Linked DNA regions of Homo sapiens: region 2 is linked to region 1. Evidence: read pairs that join two places in POLR2A ChIA-PET (ENCODE). Cell type or tissue: Panc1. All regions are shown on one strand. Links, peaks and the distances in the headings refer to the core of each region. The heading gives the core; the rest is flanking DNA.

Region 1 (7,619 bases), core at 1,414-6,413:
GTGAAATACATGAATCTAAACATCCAAGAAGCTCAGTGAACTCCAAGTAGGATGAATTTAAAGAGGCCCTCACAGAGACACACTGTAATCAAACTGCCCAAACCACAGATAACAGAGAGAATCTTTAATTTTTAAGTAATTAATTAATTAACTAATTAATCTTATAGATTAACTAACTAATCTTATAGATTAACTAACTAATTAATCTTATAGATTAATTAACTAACTAATTAATCTTATAGAGATAGGATCTTGTTATGTTGCCCAGGCTGGTCCCAAACTCCTGGACTCAAGCAATCCTCCTGCCTTGGCCTCCCAAAGTATGGGGATTGCAGGTGTGAGCCACTGCACCCAGCCACAGGTGTGAGCCAAGAGAGAATCTTGAAAGCAGGGAGAGAGAAACAAATTGTTACATATAAGGGATCTCCAGTAAGATTAACAGCAGATTTCTCAGCAGAAACGTTGGCAGCAAGAAGGCAATGTGTTGGTACATTTGAAGAGATAAAAGAAAAAACTGTCAATCAAGAATCCTGCTGGACAAGTTAGCTCCTTCCTGTAATTCTAGCTACTTAGGAGGCTTGAGGTGGGAGAATCACTTGAGGTCAGGAGTTCAAGACCAGCCTGGGCAACATAACAAGACCTCATCCCCCCCCAAAATTTTTTTTTAATTAGCCAGGCATGTTGGTGCACAACTGTAGTTGCAGCTTCTTAGGAGGCTGAGGCAGGGATGATCACTTGAGCTAAGGAGTTTGAGGATGCAGTGAGCTATGGTCACACCACTACACTCCATCCTGGCTGACAGAGTGAGACTCTGTCTCTTAAAAAAGAAGACAAAACAAAACAAAAGTAATCCTATACCTGGCAAAACTGCCCTCAGAAAAGAAGAAATGAAGGTATTCCCAGATAAACAAAAGCAGAAAGAGTTTATTACCACTAGATCTGTCTTACAGAAAATGCTAAAGGGACTTCTGCAGATTGAAATTAAAGGATATTTGCCATTATATAGGCAGAAGGAAGAAAGCAAAAATTAAAAAAAAATAAACTAAAGAACACTAGACAATAACTCAAAGTCCTATGAAGAAATAAAGATCTTCTATAAAGGTAAATACATGGACAATTACAAAAGCTAGTATTATTGTCATTTTGGGTTGTAACACCACTTTTCCTTTTATACATGATTTAAAAGACTAATAGTAAAAAGCCAGTAATAAGTCTATGTTTTTTGGCACCCAATGTATAAAGGTATAACTTCTGACATCATTAGCTGAGAGGGTGGTGGCAGAGCCGTATAGGGGCAGAGTATGATACGGCAGCCCCTCCTTACCCAAGGCTTTATTTTCTGTGGTTGCAGTTACTCATGGTCAACTGTGGCCCAAAAATATGAAATGGAAAATTCCAGAAGTAAACAATTCATAAGTTTTAAACTGTGCACCATTCTGAGGAGCATGATGCAATCTCTTGCTAGCTTGCTCCATCCTGCTTAGGATGTGAATCATCCCTTTGTCCAGCGTATCCACATTTTCTATGCTACCTGCCCCATTAGTCACTCAGCAGCCATCTCTGATCGGCTCTCACGGTGTCACAGTGCTTGTGTTCAAGTACTCCTGTTTTCATTGATAATGGCCCCAAAGGGCACGAGTAGTGATGCTGGCATTTTATCATCTCACATGATCATACGAAGGGTGAATAAAGTATAATAAGATATTTTGAGAGAGAGATAGACCACATTCACTTAACTTTTATTACAGTAGGTTATTATAATTGTTCTATTTCATTGTTAGTTATTGTTGTTAATCTCTTACTGTGCCTAATTTATAAATTAAACTTTATCATGGGTATGTAGGTATACAAAAAAATACTATATACATAGTAATCAAGTCTTTTTTTCTTTTTTTCCTGACCTCAGGTGATCTGCCTGCCTCAGCCTCCCAAAGTGCTGGGATTACAGGCATGAGCCACCTTGCCCAGCCCGACTGTATATATTCTTTAACATACATAAAACAGTACTTTGAGAAAGAAAGCAAAGAAAAATGTAAAAAGCAGGACAATTCTAAAAGCTCTCAGAGAGAGAGAAATTAACCTACTAAGGAATGAAAATCCAATCACATCAAATTTATCAGCCTCATTGGATGCTTGAGGACCCTGGAGCAATGCCTTCAATGTTCTCAATAAAAATAATCTGAAACTTGAAATTCTATACCTAGCTAATTTACCAACAAAATGTTAGGGCAGAATAAAAACTTGTTTTTTTTTTTGAGATGGAGTCTCGCTCTGTTGCCCAGGCTGGCGTGCAATGGTGTGATCTCAGCTCACTGCAACCTCTGCCTCCTGGGTTCAAGTGATTCTCCTGCCTCAGCCTCCCGAGTAGCTGGGATTACAGGTGCCTGCCACCATGCCCGGCTAATTTTTGTATTTTTAGTAGAGACGGGGTTTCACCATGTTGGCCAGGCTGGTCTTGAACTCTTGACCTCAGATGATCTGCCCACCTCGGCCTCCCAGAGTGCTGGGATTACAGGTGTGAGCCACCGTGCCAGGCCTAGAATAAAGACATTTTTAGAACTACATGCTGTGGAAGATTCTATTATTACCTAGCAAATATTCACTCCTTTCCCCTGAGCTCTGTGGGAGGTGCCGACTTCCTTGCTCCGTTGCTGTTGGACTGAGCCGTGTGACTTGCTTTGGCTAATCAGATGGAAGCAGATGTGTGTGACCCAGCAGAAACTTGAAATATGCTTGCCATGGGCCTGGGCTTGTGTCTTTCACCAAGAGAGATATCAGTCTGGTAGCTGCTGGTTCACGTGGGACAAAAGATGGTTGGAGCAGACTGGGAGCTGATCCGCAGTCCAGAGTCAAGCCCAGCCAGGCCTGGCCTGGACCCGCTGAACCACAGTTGAGCTGCAGATATGTAAGGAAGAAATAAATGGTTGTTTCGCCACTGTGCTTTGTGGTAGTTTGTTATACAGCAAAACCTAAGACACATGGACTCAGAATAATTTCTCTCCCACATACCCTTTCTGGAGAGGTTCCTTGGTGATTTGCGATGGCAGAGAGGGGAACACATGGGATCCAGGAAACAGAAGATTCAACTCAGACAGCAATGAAGGAAGACCTGGGAGACAGTGGGTGCAGGCTCGGACTGGAGCAGGGCACGACAGCAGCGGGAGAGAGGCGTCCTGAAAACAAGGTGATTCCACAGATGCCAGAGCACCCTTGAGATTCTGGAAGAGGCTTGAGATGCAGTAAAGGAAGACAACGCAACACAGAAAGAAAAGCAACTTGCCATCGGGCTTGGTGGCTCACGCCTGTAATCTCTACACTTTGGGAAGCCAAGGCGGGCAGATCGCTCAAGGTCAGGAGTTCCAGACCAGCCTGGCCAACATGGTTAAACTCCATCTCTACTACAAATACAAAAAATTAGCAAGGCGTGGTGGCGAGTGCCTGTAATCCCAGCTACTCGGGAGGTTGAGGCAGGCAGGAGAATTGCTTGAGCCCAAAGGTGAAAGTTGCAGTGAGTAGAGATCGCGCCACTGCACTCCAGCCTGAGTGACAGAGCGAGACTCCGTCTCAAAACAAAACAAAACAAAACAAAAAAGGCAACTTCCAACTCTAGGGAAAAAAGCAAAAGTTGAATAAAGAAAAATGTGGCACTGCACAACTTGGTTCTACAGTGATGACATTTTGTATTATCTTATAAAGAAAAGTGTTGGCCGGGCGCGGTGGCTCACGCCCGTAATCCCAGCACTTTGGGAGGCCGAGGCAGGTGGATCACGAGGTCAGGAGATCGCCTGGCTAACACGGTGAAACCCCGTCTCTACTAAAAATACAAAAAATTAGCCAGGCGTGGTGGCGGGCGCCTGTAGTCCCAGCTACTCAGGAGGCTGAGGCAAGAGAATGGCGTGAACCTGGGAGGCGGAGCTTGCAGTGAGCTGAGATCGTGCCACCTGCACTCCAGCCTGGGCGACAGAGCGAGACTCCATCTTAAAAAAAAAAAAAAAAAGAAAAAAGAAAAGTGTTGCCCCAATCTTCGCCTTTAGAATCGACCTATAAGTAAAGGACAGAAAGCTTTATTCTGGGCCAGGTGCAGTGGCTCACGCCTGTAATCCCAACTCTTTAGGAGACTGAGGCAGGGGGATTGCTTGAGTTGAGGAGTTCAAGACCAGCCTGGGCAACATAGTGAGATCCAATCTCTACAAAAAAATTAAAAAATTAGCCAGGTGTGGTGGCATTGACCTGTGGTCCCAGCCACTTGGGAGGCTGAGGTGGGAGGATCCCTTGAGCCCAGGAGGTCGAGGCTGCAGTGGGCTGTGATGGCACCACTGCACTCCAGCCTGGGTGACAGAGTGAGACCCTGTCTCAAGAAAAACCCAACAACAACAACAACAACAAAAAACCAGTTTATTTCTACTGCAAGCAGATTATAAATACTATCAATTCTGACAGTATAAAAGTAATAGTACAGACGACTTAAGTTGGGAGTTGGAAGGTGGAGGTTATAAAGCCAAGGTTAGAGAAACAAATATCTTCATCTTCCCTTGTTGGGAATCAAGAGAAGCCTCTATGGATAGAAGAACCAGTAATAAAATCGCAAATATTATGTTTAAGCTTATGGAAGGAACCAATAGAGGGATTGAAAATAATAATAATGGCCAGGCGTGGTGTGAGCCACACCTGAAATCCCAACACATTGGGAGGCTAAGGTAGGCGGATCACTTGAGGTCAGGAGTTGGAGACTAGCCTGGCCAACATGGTGAAACCCCATCTCTACTAAAAATACAACAACAACAACGAAAATTAGCTGGGAGCGGTTGTACATGCCTGTAATTCCAGCTACTAGGGAGGCTGATGCAGGAGAATCGCTTGAACCTGGGAGGCGGAGGTTGCAGTGAGCTGGGATCACACCACTGCACTCCAGCCTAGGCAACAGAGTGAGACTCGGTTTAAAAAAAAATGAAAATAATAATAGAAAATAGTAATAACCACATTGAGAGGAAGATGTGGGGGGATGGGGTGGTGAGTCACCTCTACAGGTGTCACCTGAGACCCCAAGGGATAATGTCTCAAAGTGACAGCAACTTATAGCTATGTACCCGTGTTATATAGTAGTTAGAGGTTAATCACCAGAAAAACCTCAAACAGAAAGTTCAGTTACTACAGGCCAATTCCAAAGCTTGTATTTTTTTTTTTTTTTTTTTTTTTTGGAGACAGACTCTGTCTCTGTCGCCCAGGCTGGAGTGCAGTGGCATGACCCCGGCTCACTGCAACCTCTGCCTCCCAGGTTCAAGCAATTCTCCTGCCCCCATCTTGGTTCACCACAGCCTCCCCATCCTTGCTCAGGTGATTCTCCCACATCAGCCTCCAGAGTCGCTGAGACTACAGGCATGCACAGACATGTCCTGCTAATTTTTGTATATTTTTTAGAGACGGTGTCTCACTATATTGCCCAGGCTGGCCTCGAACTCCTGAGCTCAAAAGATGGCACGCCTTGGCCTCCCAAAGTGCTGGAAGGTGGGAGCTGCCAGGTGTGAGCCACCGTGCCTGGCCTCTTGCTGTTTCATTATCCATTAGATGTGCAGTGTTATTATCTTGGTTCTGTCTGCTCCTGCCCTGTCTCTGAGTTGTTGCCTCACCACGTCACAGTCTTATGAGCTCTTTTTTTTTTTTTTCTTTTAGATGGAGTCTTGCTCCGTTGCCCAGGCTAGAGCACAGTGGCGCGATCTTGGCTCACCGCAACCTCCACCTCCCAGGTTCAAGCAATTCTCCTGTCTCAGCCTCCCGAGTAGCTGGGATTACAGGTGCCTGCCACCATGCCCGGCTAATTTTTGTATTTTTGTAGAGATGGGGTTTCACTGTGCTGGCCAGGCTGGTCTCGAACTCCTGACCTCAACTGATCCACCTGCCTCGGCCTCCCAAAATGCTGGGATTACAGGCGTGAGCCACTGTTATGAGCTCTTTTATGGGGAGATGGATCTGGGGACACCTGCTTTTCTGCCTTGGATTGAATTTCACCATATCTGTTTTTATACTTGTCCTTGTTTGTTTTTTCCTTTGCAGGTTGAATTAAAAAATCAGACTCCAACTGAGGATCACACATTGCATTTAGCAGAAATGTATCTTTAGTCTGCTTTAGTTGCCATAACAAAATACCATAGACTGATTGGCTTACACAATAGAGATTTATTTTCTTGTCCTTCTGGAGGCTGGAAAGTCCAAGATCGTGGTGTCAGCATGATCAGCTCCCAGTGAGGGCTCTCTTCCTGGCTTGCTGTCTTCTTCCTGTGACCCCCACAGGGGACAGAGAGAGAGAGAGAGAGAGAGAGAGAGAGAGAGAGAGAGGGAGAGAAGAGAAAGAAGAGAAGAGAGAGAAGAGAGAGAGACAGGAGAGAGAGAGAGAGAGAGAAGAGAAGAGAAGAGAGAGAAGAGAGAACACACTCAAGAATGCTTTCTGTGCTAAGTGTGGTGGCTCATACCTGTAATCCCTGCACTTTGGGAAGCTGAGGCAGGAGGATTGCTTGAATCCAGGAGTCAAGACCAGCCTGGGGAGCATAATGAGACCTTGTCTCTACAAAAAATAAATAAATTAACAAAATTAGCTGGGCATGGTGACACATGCCTGTAGTCCCAGCTACTTGGGAGGCTGAGGTGAGAGAATCACTTGAGCCCGGGAGGTCAAGGCTGCAGTGAGCTGAGATTGGGCCACTGTACTCTAGCCTGGGCAATGGAGGAAGATCGTGTCTCAAAAAAAAAAAAAAAAAGAAAAGAAAAGGAAAAGAAAAGAAAAACAGAAGTGCTTTCCGGTGTCTCTTATTATAAGAGTACTAATCCCCTCATGAAGGCCCCACCCTTTGACCTCATCTAACCCTATGACCTCCCAAAGGCTCTATCTCCAAATACCATCACACTGGGAGTTTGGTCTGCAATATAGAAATTTTGGGAGGATACTGTTTAGTCCATAGCAACCTTCTTTCTAGATTAAAGAAGACTTTTAAATTTTATTTTATTTATTTATTTATTTTTTGGTGCTTCATGACACTGACGTTTTTGCTTCCTTGTAGTGGCCCTGTGTATGCTTGCATATCTACCAAGCTGTTTACTTTCATTTTGCTCATGGTGTGTTTGGGCTGCTCTGGCTAGGCTATCTCTTCTGATGTTGGGCGGGAGATTTCTCTGACACTCACGTTGTTCTTGGGGGTATTTATCTTCCCCTATATACCAGCTTTGACGAGTTTTGGCTGCATGCATAAGAAAAAATATGCAAAACAAGGCAAATGTTTATTTCCCTCCTCTAAAAGAACCCTGAAGGGAATCAGCACAGTGTTGATATGACACTTTCAACAGCATCCGGGGCCAGCCTCTGACCTTTCTGCCCCATTCAGACCCACTTACTTCTCACTGCCAGGTGGTCCCGACCAGGCACGACTTCTCCGTGACTCTGGTTGGTCACACTTTTCTGGGGACATTTACAAGACGAGAGTTAGTGGGAAGAACCACAGTCTGGCTGCTGCCAATGCCCTGAGGCTGTACTTGATACTCATTATCTTCCTCCACCCTGAACCATCTAGACATTCTGCAAAACAGCATGTTGGCCACCATATAGAGGGCGTCACGTTAATCAGAGCAGA
Region 2 (5,900 bases), core at 410-5,409, 98 kb after region 1:
ACTGGCTGAATGGATTAAAGTACAGGACCCAACTCTATGTTGCCTACAAGAAACTCACTTCACTTGTGAAGACACATATAGACTGAAAGTGAAGAGATGAACAAAGATATTCTATGCAAATGAAACCCAAAAGTGAGCAGGAATAGCTATACTTAGATAAATCAGACTTTAAGTCAAAAACTATAAAGAGAGACAAAGAAGGTCATTATATAATGATAAAGTGATCAATTTAAGCAAGATGGTAAAGCAGTTCTTAATATATATGCATCCAACACTGGAGCACCCAGATATATAAAGTAAATGTTATTAGTTCTAAAGGGAGAGGTAGATTCCGATACGATAATAGTTAGGGAATTTAACACCCTACTCTCAGGATTGAACAAATAATCTAGACAGAAAATCAACCAAAAAAAATAGATTTAAACTGTATTTTAGACCAAATGAACCTAACACACATCTACAGAACATTTTACCTGACAGATGCAGAATATATATTCTTCTCATCAGCACATGGATCGTTCTCCAGGACAGATCATATGTTACGCCACAGACAAGCCTCAAAATATTTTAAAAAGTCAAAATCAATCACATATCTTATCAGACAACATTGGAATGAAACTAGAAGTCAATAACAAGAGGAACTTTGGGAACTATATAAACTCATGTAAATTAAACACCATGCTCCTGAATGACCACTGGGTCAATGAGGAAATTAAGATAAAAATCCAAAAATTTCTTAAAACAAATGAAAACAGGAACACAACATACCAAAACCTATGGGATACAGCAAAAGCAGTGTGAAGAGAGAAGTTTATAGCAATAAAAGCCTATATTAAAAAATAGAAAGATTTCAAATAAATAAGTTGATGATGTACCTCAAGGAACTGGAAAAGCAAAATCAAATAAAACCCAAAATCAACCAAAGGAAAGAAATAAAATCAGAACAGAACTAAACAAAATAAAGATGAAGAATCAATACAAAGGATCAACAAAACAAAAAGTTAGTTTTTAAAAAATACAAGAAAAATTGATGAACCACTAGCTATACTAACAAAAAAAATAGAAGACCCAAATAAAATCAGAAATGACAAAGGAGACATTACAATGAACACACAGAAATACAAAGGATCATTAGAGACTGTTATGAACAACTATACACTAATAAATTGGAAAACCTAGAGGAAATAAAGTCCTGAATATATATATCCTACTAAGATTGAACCAGGAAGAAACAGAAAACCTGAACAGACAAATAATGAGTAATGAGATTGAATCAGTAATGAAACATCTTCCAACAAAGAAAAGCCGAGGACCAAATGGTTTTACTGCTGAATTTTACTAAAATTATAAAGAACAGGTAACATCAATTCTTCTCAAACTATTCCAAAAAGTGGAAGAGGAAGGAATTCTTCCTAACTCATTCTATGAAGCCAGAATTACCCTGATATCAAAAATAAGACAAGGACATGACAAAAGAAGAAAGAGAAAACTACAGGCCAGTATCTCTGATAAACATAGACGCAAAAATCTTCAACAAATACTAGCAAACTGAATCCAACAACACATCAAAAAGATAATACACCATGATCAAGTGGGATTTATTCCAGGGATGCAAGGGTGGTTCAACATATACACATCAATAAATGTGATATATCACATCAACAGAATGAAGAATAAAAACTATATGATCATCTCAATAGATGCAGAAAAAGCATTTGATAAAATTCAACATCCCTTCATGATAAAAACTCTCAACAAATTAAGTATAGAGGGAACATACCTCAACATAATGAAGGCAAACTATTCATCTGACAAAGGACTAATATCCAGAAGATACAAGGATTCAAACAACTCAACAGCCAAAAAACAACCACATTAAAATGGGCAAATGATCTGAATGGACATTTAGCAAAAGAAGACATACAAATGACCCACAAGTATATGAAAACATGCTCAACATCGCTAATCATCAGGGAATTACAAGTTAAAACCACAGTGAGATATCATCTCCTCCCAGTTAGAATGGCTATTTCAAAAAGACAACAAATAAATGCTGGTGAGGTGGCGGAGAAAAGAGAACTCTTATACAACATTGGTGGGAATGAACATTAGCATGCCATTATGAAAAACAGTATGGAGAATTCTCAAAATACTAAATATAGAACTACCATGTGATCCAGCAATCCCACTCCTGGATATTTATCCAAAAGAAAGGAGATCAGTATATCAAAGGGATACCTGCACTCACATGTTTAGTGCAGCACTATTCACAGTGGCCAAGATACGGAATCAACCTATATGTCCAGCAACAGATGAATATATATGTGTATGTGTATACAATTTGAATACTATTTGCCCATAAAAAATAAAACGCTGTCATTTGCAGCAACATGGATGGAACTGGAGGTTATTATGTGAATTGAAATAAGCCAGGCACAAAAAGACAAATATTGCATGTTTTCATTCATATGTGGGAGTTTTAAAAGTGGATCTCATAGAGATAGAAAGTAGAAAGATAAGTTACCAGAGGCTGGGAAAGGTGCAGCGTGGGGATGAAGAGAGATTGATTACTGAGTACAAACATACAATTAGAAGGAATAAGTTCTAGTGTTTGATAGCATAGTAGGGTGAGTATAATTAAAAATAATTTCTTGTATACTTCAAAATAGCTAGAAGATGGCCAGGCACCATGGCTCACACCTGTAATCCCAGCACTTTGGGAGGCCGAGGCGGGTGGATCACTTGAGGTCAGGAGTTTGAGACCAGGCTGGCCAACACGGTGGAACCCTATCTCTACTAAAAATACAAAACTTAGCCAGGTGTGGTGGTGTATGCTTGTAGTCCCAGCTACTTGGGAGGCTGAGGCAAAAGAATTACTTGAACCCGGGAGGCGGAGTTTGCAGTTAGCCGAGATCGCGCCACTGCACTCCAGTCTGAGACAGAGCAAGACTTCATCTCAAGGAAAAAAAAAAAAAAAGCTAGAAGAGAAGATATGAAATGTTCCCAACACATAGAAATGGCAAATATTTGAGGTGATGAATATTCTAATACCCTGATTTGATCATTATAAATTGTATGCATGTATTACAATATCCCATGTCCCCCATAAATATGTACAATTATTGTGTACCAACAAAATAAATATGAATTCTAGAAAAAAAACTGTAGTTACTAAAAAATACTGCTGGACATTGTTCTGTGTGGGAGACGCGAGAGGGGAGAAGAAAGGGCACAATACACAATACTATTAAGGGTAAACACCTTTATTCCAAGTATATGGCAATACAGACATAATAAGCAAATCGCAGTGGGAAAGGGAGAAGAAGAGCTATGTCTATATATATTTACACCCACCAGACTATGGAGGAAGCATTACTAGCTTTGAGCTTGATCAGTCAAGACATAGGCCTGGCATTGGGCCAGGGCCAGTCTGGAAGTCAAATTAGCATTTTCCTTTTCCAGCTTACATTTCTTTTGTAGCAACCGGTCCCTATCTTGACACATTAACTTATAAGCAGTAAGCAAGCAGCATCCATGCCAGGAAATTCCCTCGGCATCCCCTTATCAAACTAGAATTTCCTGCAGCACCTCACACACAGCCAACAGTTCAAAATGCACTAACTTAGATTCCCAATTTTCACAAAAGCCAGTTCCCCTGGACTATTCAGTCGCCGAGGGGGAGAACTGGGGAAGTTCCCATCCCGGGATGTGGGAAGTCCCCGAGCCTCCAGCCCAGTCCCTGCGACTGGAAAGTGGCATACTTTCGTTTTCGAATCCTGTTCCTGATACCAAAAGTTTCTGTGTGGGAAATGCCCGGGGGGTGAAGAAAAGGCACACACGATACTTTTAAGGGCAAACAGCCTTCATCCCAAGTATATGGCAACACAAATATAATAAGCAAATCACAGTGGGAAAGGGACAAGAAAAGATATATCTGTATATATTTACACCCACTGGACTATGGAGGAAGCATCACCAGACAGGGAAGCAGCAGCCTGGGCTCCAGAGTCGGCCGCCCGTCCGCGCACAGACGAGGAGAGTTCTTGCGGAGCTTCGGCGGGGTCTGGGACCCTCACCCTTTTGTAGTATTCCTTTTTTGGCCTGAGCCCCAGGCACGAGGGCCCTTCATGACTGGACTCAGGGAATACAGGAAGGTTAGCCTATTCTGTAGATTCTGTTGTTTGTTTGCCTTAAGGTAGAAAATGTACCTTACCAGAACAATCAGTATAGGTTATTAGCTCCCAGGCAGATGCCCAGAGGCTATTTACTGGCACATAACCATTCCTTGTGTTCAAGTTCAATGGAGTTCAAATTTAATATTTAACTTTTCCTCCACATGGCTCACACCTATAATCCCAGCACTTTGGGAGGCCAAGGCGGGTGGATCACTTGAGGTCAAGTGTTTGAGACCAGTCTGGCCAATGCGGCGAGACCCCTGTCTCCACTAAAAACACAAAAATTAGCTGGGCATGGTGGCGCGCACCTGTAGTTCCAGCTACTTGGGAAACTGAGGCAGGGGAATCACTTGAATCTGGGAGGCAGAGGTTGCAGTAGCTGAGATCGTGCCACCGCACTCCAGCCTGGGTGACAGAGCAAGACTCCATCTCAAAAAAAAAAGTGACAAACATTTGAGACGATGAATATCCTAATACCCTGATCTGATCATTACAGATTGTATGCATGTATTACAATATCCCACGTACCCCATAAATATGTACAATTATTGTGTACCAATAAAAATAAATAAATATGAGTTATAGAAACAAAAAACCCTATAATTACTACAAACCCTTCTGGATGTGTAGAATATCATTGTGGACACAGTGAGAGACACATGAACTGCAAGAAAGGTGTGAGGTGAGACCCAGGACATGGAATAGAAGTACGGGGGCACAGAGTCTGTCCCCTGCTCTGCCGCCCGGTGGGCATGTTTCTGTGGTCTGGAGCCCCTCTTTGTCCTGGCTTCTGTCTTTGGTGCTTGGCTACCTTTGTGCCCCACCTTGTCCTTGCACATCATGGTAGCAATATTTTGAGGGGTGCAATGCAGGCGCCCGCCCCAGAGGCTGTGCACGTGCTTCTGGGCGAACTCCCTTTGTGCGCCCAGTACAGCGTGGAGGGGATTTCCCGTAGACACCCCACTCCAGGACCCAAGGGTTGTGTTGTTTTCCCTCCCCCAGAGCCCATGGGAATCAATGTTCTCATTCACCCCCTAAACTCTCCTGGGTCCTCCTGCTTGGCTGACCCCACAGAGTCCTGCTTCCCTTCCATTGGGTCTGGTGATTATCTTGCCAGCATTCCAGTTTTTTAAAAAGACACTTTTTTTTTTTTTGAGACAAAATCTCTCTTTGTTGCCCAGGCTGGAGTACAGTGGTGTGACCATGGCTCACTGTAGCCTTGACCTGCTGAGCTCAAGCCATCTTCCTGCCTCAGCCTCTCCAGTAGCTGAGGCTACAGGTGTGCACTACCACACCCGGCTAATTAAAAACTTTTTTTTTTTTAGAGACAGGGTCTGGCTATGTTGCCCAGGCTGATCTCGAGCTCCTGGGCTCAAGCGACCCACCTGCCTCAGCCTCCCAAAGTGCCAGGATTACAGATGGGAGACACCATGCCTGGCCAAAACCACAGCATTAAAACACTGAGTCCACCATATGATCTGGTTTCAGTGGGAGTATTGGTCTGACTACATGGACCCTCCCCTCCACTTTTCTCCCACTCCTGTGTCTGCGGCCCAACCCCACTTCGCTGGCTTATTCTCCTAAGAGGCTGAAATCCAGAGTGGAAAGGAGCTGGGCCCAGGAAATTAACTCGGAGCATTTTTTTAATGCTGCGCCCAAACGCTCCCGTGTGACTGGTTATTGGAACCTGCACAGATGTGTCCAGGGGAGGGCCCTTCCCGCTGC

The links. Peaks named below come from ENCODE experiments on the same cell type or tissue, not always from the same donor. Only the 100,000 strongest peaks of a DNase experiment are listed, where the experiment ranks them.
Region 2: POLR2A ChIA-PET joins it to region 1 with 5 read pairs; 4 of 35 experiments call an interaction of 5 or more read pairs at or near these places.

What each region holds. Positions count from the first base shown.
Region 1 is chr14:103,355,855-103,363,473 of GRCh38, reverse strand. No RefSeq gene overlaps it. Among named protein-coding and RNA genes, the nearest start is that of SNORA28, 22 kb to the right of the region's middle. RefSeq lists an enhancer at 970-2,169. In Panc1, for the core only: no CTCF peak of the experiment used is centred there; no DNase peak of the experiment used is centred there; H3K27ac peaks cover 261 bases.
Region 2 is chr14:103,258,532-103,264,431 of GRCh38, reverse strand. No RefSeq gene overlaps it. Among named protein-coding and RNA genes, the nearest start is that of LINC00605, 72 kb to the right of the region's middle. In Panc1, for the core only: no CTCF peak of the experiment used is centred there; no DNase peak of the experiment used is centred there; H3K4me3 peaks cover 1,114 bases; H3K27ac peaks cover 858 bases.